Linked DNA regions of Homo sapiens: region 1 is linked to region 2. A link is a loop called in an ENCODE intact Hi-C map of the cell type or tissue named here. Cell type or tissue: mammary epithelial cell. All regions are shown on one strand. Each heading gives the region's core, and the rest is flanking DNA. Links, peaks and the distances in the headings are about the cores only. Region 1 overlaps RUNX1 (RUNX family transcription factor 1). Region 2 has its middle 18 kb from the start of LINC01436.

Region 1 (2,913 bases), core at 171-2,670, 1.1 Mb after region 2:
ACCATTTTGTCTTCCTCAGATGAAAGGATCAGGAAATAAAATAGTAAGACTTTTCTGCCTTCAAGTCAGTGAAAAGAAACTAACTAGGGAAACTGTCAGGGATTTTTTTTCCCCTTCTCTAACCGCCCTATAGGAATTAGCATGTCCAAAGTCCACAGCGGGCGTAGTTAAGTTTGCAAAAGTTTTCTGAAGAGTTCTCTGAGCTTTTTAGCCTGCTCCTGCCAGAAGCCGCAAGTATCGAATCCTGTTTCTTTTCCCGGAACCGTTCTGAATGCTATCATCAGCTCACCTAGATTAAGCCAGGGGTAGCGAAAGGTGACGAGGCTGTTTTCGGAGAGCCAGGGGTCCCAGCGGCCCGCTTTCCTGCTAGAGGAGGGGGCGGCGCGTAGCCGGAGACTTCAGCGCGGCGGCTCCAAAGATCTCCCTTCACTTTTCACCCCTGATCATCCCCAAAGCTTTGAGCTGCCTTTAAAAACCTTGACCTTCAACAGGGGTATGAAAACAACCCCAGGCGTTTCTAAACAATCACCCTACTACACTAGCAGCAAGCAGTAGGAATTTAATTTCTGCAGTGGAGATTCTGTTTTGTCTTTGGTGGGTTTGAAAAGATGCGACTAAGTAAAATCAGTGCGGGTCATTTCCTGTTCGTTTAAAGGGCGAATCAAGGCAGGTGGTTCCAAGTGTAAAGATAAGCTACTAAAAAAAAAGTTTAAATAATTGTCCCCTTTAAAGGGAGATTAATTTAATATAAGCTTTTTATAGTTCCAAGCCTCAGCTGGGTCTTGATCTTATTACAACGACGAATATTCACTTTTTAAAAAAGTATTGTTGCGGTTATTTTTAAGCTTTATACAGTTTCCACACTTAGATTGTGATTTCTAAAACAAAACGAAATTTGCAGTTGGCTGTGTCTATAGATTGGCCTCTTTTTCCACTCACTTTTCTAAAAGCAGTTTTTTTTGTTTGTTTTGTTTTTTAGTGGGGGTGGAAATGAGGAGAAGGAACGAAGGAACGTGGTGGCTTGCTTGACTCTTTTTTCCCTCCCTCCGTTTACTTAGATTTGGGTTTGGGAGACCATTTTACTTTTAAATCATTCTAACCCTTTGCCTAAATGGACTCAGCGATGACTCTTTAGGGCACCCGCATTGAGAGGGGACCCAACAGGGTTGGGCCATGGGGTCACTATCAGATAAAGAGCAGAGGCAAGACGGGCTGATAACCACCAAAGGCCATTAAAACCTGGCTGCCCCAATGCACTAGGGCTCTAAGAGATTTGTGGCTTCCTTTTGGGGGGGAAATCAGGGTCTCTTCTGAACTCCCTCCTCTGCCAGGGAACCCACACTCAAATATATTAAAAGACTAAATGATTAATAAATAATCTTCAGGAATTGGAGCAATTCAGAGTCTCAAGCCATTACATGAAAGTATTTATTTTCTTCTAAAAAATGAAAAATTATACATATTGCTTTTATGAGCTGTCAGAATTCTTTCTAGCAGAAACCATAATAACCATAGAGTTTCCTTTTTAAAATGACTTTTGGCAATTCACTTAAAAACAATTAATTTGTTTTATTGAGTGATAATCTATAGGCTACTAAAAATCCAAATACAGAGCTCTTGAAAAAAGTTCAAGCAGATCCCCTGAGAACATTTAGGGGAAAGGAAAGGATAGCAGAGAAATCAGACCATTTGATTATTGTCTGTCACCACCCCAATCCTCATAAAAAGAGGCTTCTTCCTGGAGGAGACCTGCTCACTGCATAACTAGAAGAGTAGACAAAATGTTCAGTGAGACAGTAAACGTGAAGGGATAAAATGTTAGGGATAAAAGCAAGCAAAACATCAAAACCTGCCTACATCCCGGGCTCATTTAGTGTGTGTCCCTGGCTTCACTCTATCTGCCCACCCAACCACCTCACAAGCAGCTTCAACAGAAATTATTACTTTAAAATTTGGATCTTAAATAAGCCGCAGGCAATCTCCCTAGGAAGTTAACCAGTAAATAATTATTATATTCCCTATGGTAAAGAGAAGCAAATGTGAAACAATGATAAGGCCTGATGATATTGATGAAAAGATCACTGAAGGCCTTCTTAGGAATCTCCTGAAGTTCTGTAGGTAAATCCTCTACGTCAATCTTCTGAACTAAAGAGAGATTTAAAATTATGAATTTTCTTTAAAATAGATTACAATAACCCTACTTGCTTATTTTGAGCCCCAACCTGTTCTCCCCCTACTCCTTCCCTCCCATGGAACACCTTTATTTTTTACAGTATGAGAGATACATGTTTTTTACTACTAAGAAAACCTTAAGTTTGCTGTGTGTTTTGCTGTACTTACAGAATTAGCCTAAAAAGCTGTTTTGATGACTTAGGATGTATTTGGTAATACCATGGTGTTATAGCTTGTTCAGGCCCTGGTACACCAGAGTCCAAAGACGTAAACGTGCCTTCAGCAGGGAAGTTCGGAGGTCTTGGATTCTGATGGTAATATTCTTTTCATAAAAAGGAAATAAGTAATATTTTTGTCGGCAAGATCACAGTCCCTAGCTATGCCTTAAATATCATCTCAGCTGAATTCTGTGTTCCACTCCACAGCCTTCTTTGCAACACTGGAAGGTTAACGGATTTGAAGTAAATGAATTGTAACTGTAATTTCAACCTAATTAGAATTGGTTTAAAATGCCAGTTTGGACCGTGAACAGGCTAGCCAAGAACAGTATTGGGAGGTCCATGTAATATAGAAGAGAGTTGATATTTGGCCCAACTTCCTGATACTTTAAAAACAGAGAAGTAAAACAAAATATGAGATATCTTTGGCCAGCAAGTCCCTTCTTGCCTGTTTGGTCTGTGTTAAAATGTAAATGTTTGTGTTTCCTTACCTATTGTTTATAGCTTTTCATTCCAGTTGTTT
Region 2 (2,913 bases), core at 131-2,630:
ACCGGGAAAAATAGATCCCAGTGCAGCAGTGTGGTTACAAAATCGCCGAGCTCCACAGGTGCATTAGGACTGGTGCACCCTGAGTGGAGGGGTCCCAGGATGTTCAGACTGGACCGTGGCATTGACTTAGCATTTCCAGGTGCCAGCACAGTACGACAGGCTGCCAGCCCTGAATCAGTTTCATCCTCAGTGGCTACAATAGTCTCCCCCAACAGATGGGGAAAGTCCAGCTCAGTCAGTCAGTCCAGCTTATTTTTATTAGCTAGCAAAGTCCCTTCCTTGTCCAAGGTTCGTGGCTGGTATAGACAGACCAGCTCTGGGTCCTGGTCTGCTGGATACCATGTGGGCACTTGGTACCCTCTCAGCCTTGAGAGACAGGGTCCTGCTCTTTTGCCCAGGCTGGAGTGCAACGGCCAATCATGGCTCACTGCAGCCTCAAATTCGTGAGCTCAAGCAACCATCCTGCCTCCGTCTCCTGAGCAGTTGGAACTACAGGCACGCACCACCACACCTGGCTAATTCTAAAAATATTTTGTAGAGACGGGGGTCTCACCATGTTGCCCAGACTGGTCTCAAACTCTAGGCCTCAAGTGATCCTCCCACCTTTGTCTCTCAAAATGCTGGGATTACAGGCATGAGCCACTGTGCCCAGTTACCACCCAGCCTCTTTCCAGTCGTTTCCCCTGGCTGCTCTCTGATTCCCCACAGCACTGAGGTCAAGGTTGAGTTTCACTGGAATCTTAAAGAACAAGCAGAGAAGGATGTTGGGAAAGGCAGTGGTGGAGGGGGAGCAGTCTTCACCTTTGCTTTGTCTTGGCCATCATAGATTCTGGGACAGGAACCTCAGAAAAGGAGGAAACTTGGCCAGGCACGGTGGCTCATACCTGTAATCCCAGCACTTCGGGAGGCCAAGGCGGGCAGATCATTTGAGATCAGGAGTTTGAGATCAGCCTGGTCAACATGGTGAAACCCCGTCTTTACTAAAAATACAAAAATTAGTCGAGTGTGGTGGTGGGTGCCTGTAATCCCAGCTACTCGGGAGGCTGAGGCACTAGAATCACTTGAACCCAGGAGGTGGAGGTTGCAGGAGCCGAGATTGCAGCACTGCACTCCAGCGTGTACAACAGAGGGAGACTCTGTCTCAAAAAAAAAAAAAAAAAGGAGGAAACTTCAGGAGAGATGGGGGTAGGGGGGTGGGGGTGGGACCAGATGACTGCACTTTGAAAGTTGGCTGTGCCCTCTCTTTCCTGTGGCTTTGGTTGCCTTCAGCTGGTTCTAACATGCTCAGAGCTCAGGTACGGAGGCAGGTGGGGCTGCTGGCCGCCCGGGCATGCTGGCCACGCTGATTTCATGGGATTGTTTTCAGCCATTAGTGCGTATTGTGCAGAATGACAGGGAACAGGGCCTAGTGCCTCTTTTTCTCTTCTTTTGTTTATATACTTTTTTTTCCTCTTTATGAGGGAGAAAAAAGGGCTGACTCCCTTTCAAGGGACATGAAAACTGAGTTTTGTCTTCCCTTCCTATTACTGTCAAACAAAAGTCACCTTCAAACTCCAGCTCACATGGAGTCCGTCACTGGCAGGAAGCAGGGCCTTCACTCCTGAATGTATAACTTACAGTAAGTTCTCAGCAGACCAAAAAAAATTCCTTTTATCATGTTCTGGTTTTTTTCCTTCCACTGTTTTATTTCACTTACAACATCACTCAGGCCCAAATGGTATTTGTCAGGAGTAATTGGCAAACGCTGGAGGCTGTGTTCAAGGCTGCTTGAATGGAAAATCTCAAAGCAGTTGTCCATGTTGAAAGAAAATATTACATTTGATCTTTTTAAAAAATGATTTTCGCAGACATGATGCATGTCTGCATTCTTTAGCCTTACAACCTCTTTATATTTGGGAGGGGAAAGAAAACCTCCCTGCAGGAAGTAGCACTTCACAGTTAATTTACAGTACGTCGGAGAAGTAATGACAACACATGAAAAGTCATTTGAAAAACATGACTATGATTTATTTTATTAGCTAGCTCATAAGCCTGTACTGGTTTGCAGGTTGTTATGCATTGAGTTATGACTTCAAGCTTTGCATTTCATGTGTATTTCTCTAAGGATGTTTATTCTTCTGGATGAAAATATGCTTAAGGATGGTGGCAGCCATCCACGGGGGGTGGTGTAATACCTTCACATGCAGTCTCATTTCTAAGCTACATGCTTTTCCAGAGCAGGACATCATATAGCCAGCAAATGAGAATCATCTGATTAAACTGAGGCCCAGAGAGCAGGGATAACGTGACTGAGGCCATGCAGTGAATGGTGACTGGGTACCCTAAATCTGTTGTCATCATACTGTACCAGCTGGTTCCTCTGTGCATTTTCACTTCCAGGAACAGAGCATAGCATCAATGACACGGTTCTGAGGCTTTTAAATCCATACTACCCGCTATTAATATGCCTTCCTCCATGTTCCAGGGGTGTATGTGCACATGCCCAAAGGAAATGACACAGTCCAGGGACTGAGGATGGCAGAGCTCATAGGAAGTACCACCTCATATCTGCTATGCTGGGATAATTCTGGAACAGTCACATACCAAGAGCCACTTTGATGTTATAGAAAACTCTATACCAGGAGTTGGCAAACTATGGCCAGTTTCTATTTTTGTAAATAATTTTTTTTTTTCCTAAGCCGGGTATGGTTGCTCACGCCTGTAATCCCAGCACTTTGGGAGGCTGAGCTGGGTGGATCACTTGAGGTCAGAAGTTCGAGACCAGCCTGGCCAAAATGGCAAAACCCCATTTCTACTAAAAATACAAAAATTAGCTGGTTGTGGTGATGCATGCCTGTAATTCCAGCTACTCAGGAAGCTGAGGCAGAAAGAATGAACCTGGGAGGCAGAGGTTGCAGTGAGCCGAGATGATGC

Evidence for each region. Peaks named below come from ENCODE experiments on the same cell type or tissue, not always from the same donor. Only the 100,000 strongest peaks of a DNase experiment are listed, where the experiment ranks them.
Region 1: a loop joins it to region 2, with 13 times the contacts of the local background. A loop is called at or near these places in 14 of 110 quality-filtered maps.

What each region holds. Positions count from the first base shown.
Region 1 is chr21:34,883,546-34,886,458 of GRCh38, reverse strand. The region is part of intron 4 of RUNX1 (RUNX family transcription factor 1); the gene reads left to right. RUNX1-AS1 (RUNX1 antisense RNA 1) reads right to left here. Exons shown (of 2, transcript NR_186614.1): 2 at 1,407-2,913. Among named protein-coding and RNA genes, the nearest start is that of RUNX1-AS1, 49 kb to the right of the region's middle. RefSeq lists an enhancer at 1-605. In mammary epithelial cell, for the core only: no CTCF peak of the experiment used is centred there; no DNase peak of the experiment used is centred there; H3K4me3 peaks cover 2,500 bases; H3K27ac peaks cover 2,500 bases.
Region 2 is chr21:36,022,092-36,025,004 of GRCh38, reverse strand. No RefSeq gene overlaps it. Among named protein-coding and RNA genes, the nearest start is that of LINC01436, 18 kb to the right of the region's middle. In mammary epithelial cell, for the core only: no CTCF peak of the experiment used is centred there; a DNase peak (open chromatin) is centred at 1,274; H3K27ac peaks cover 840 bases.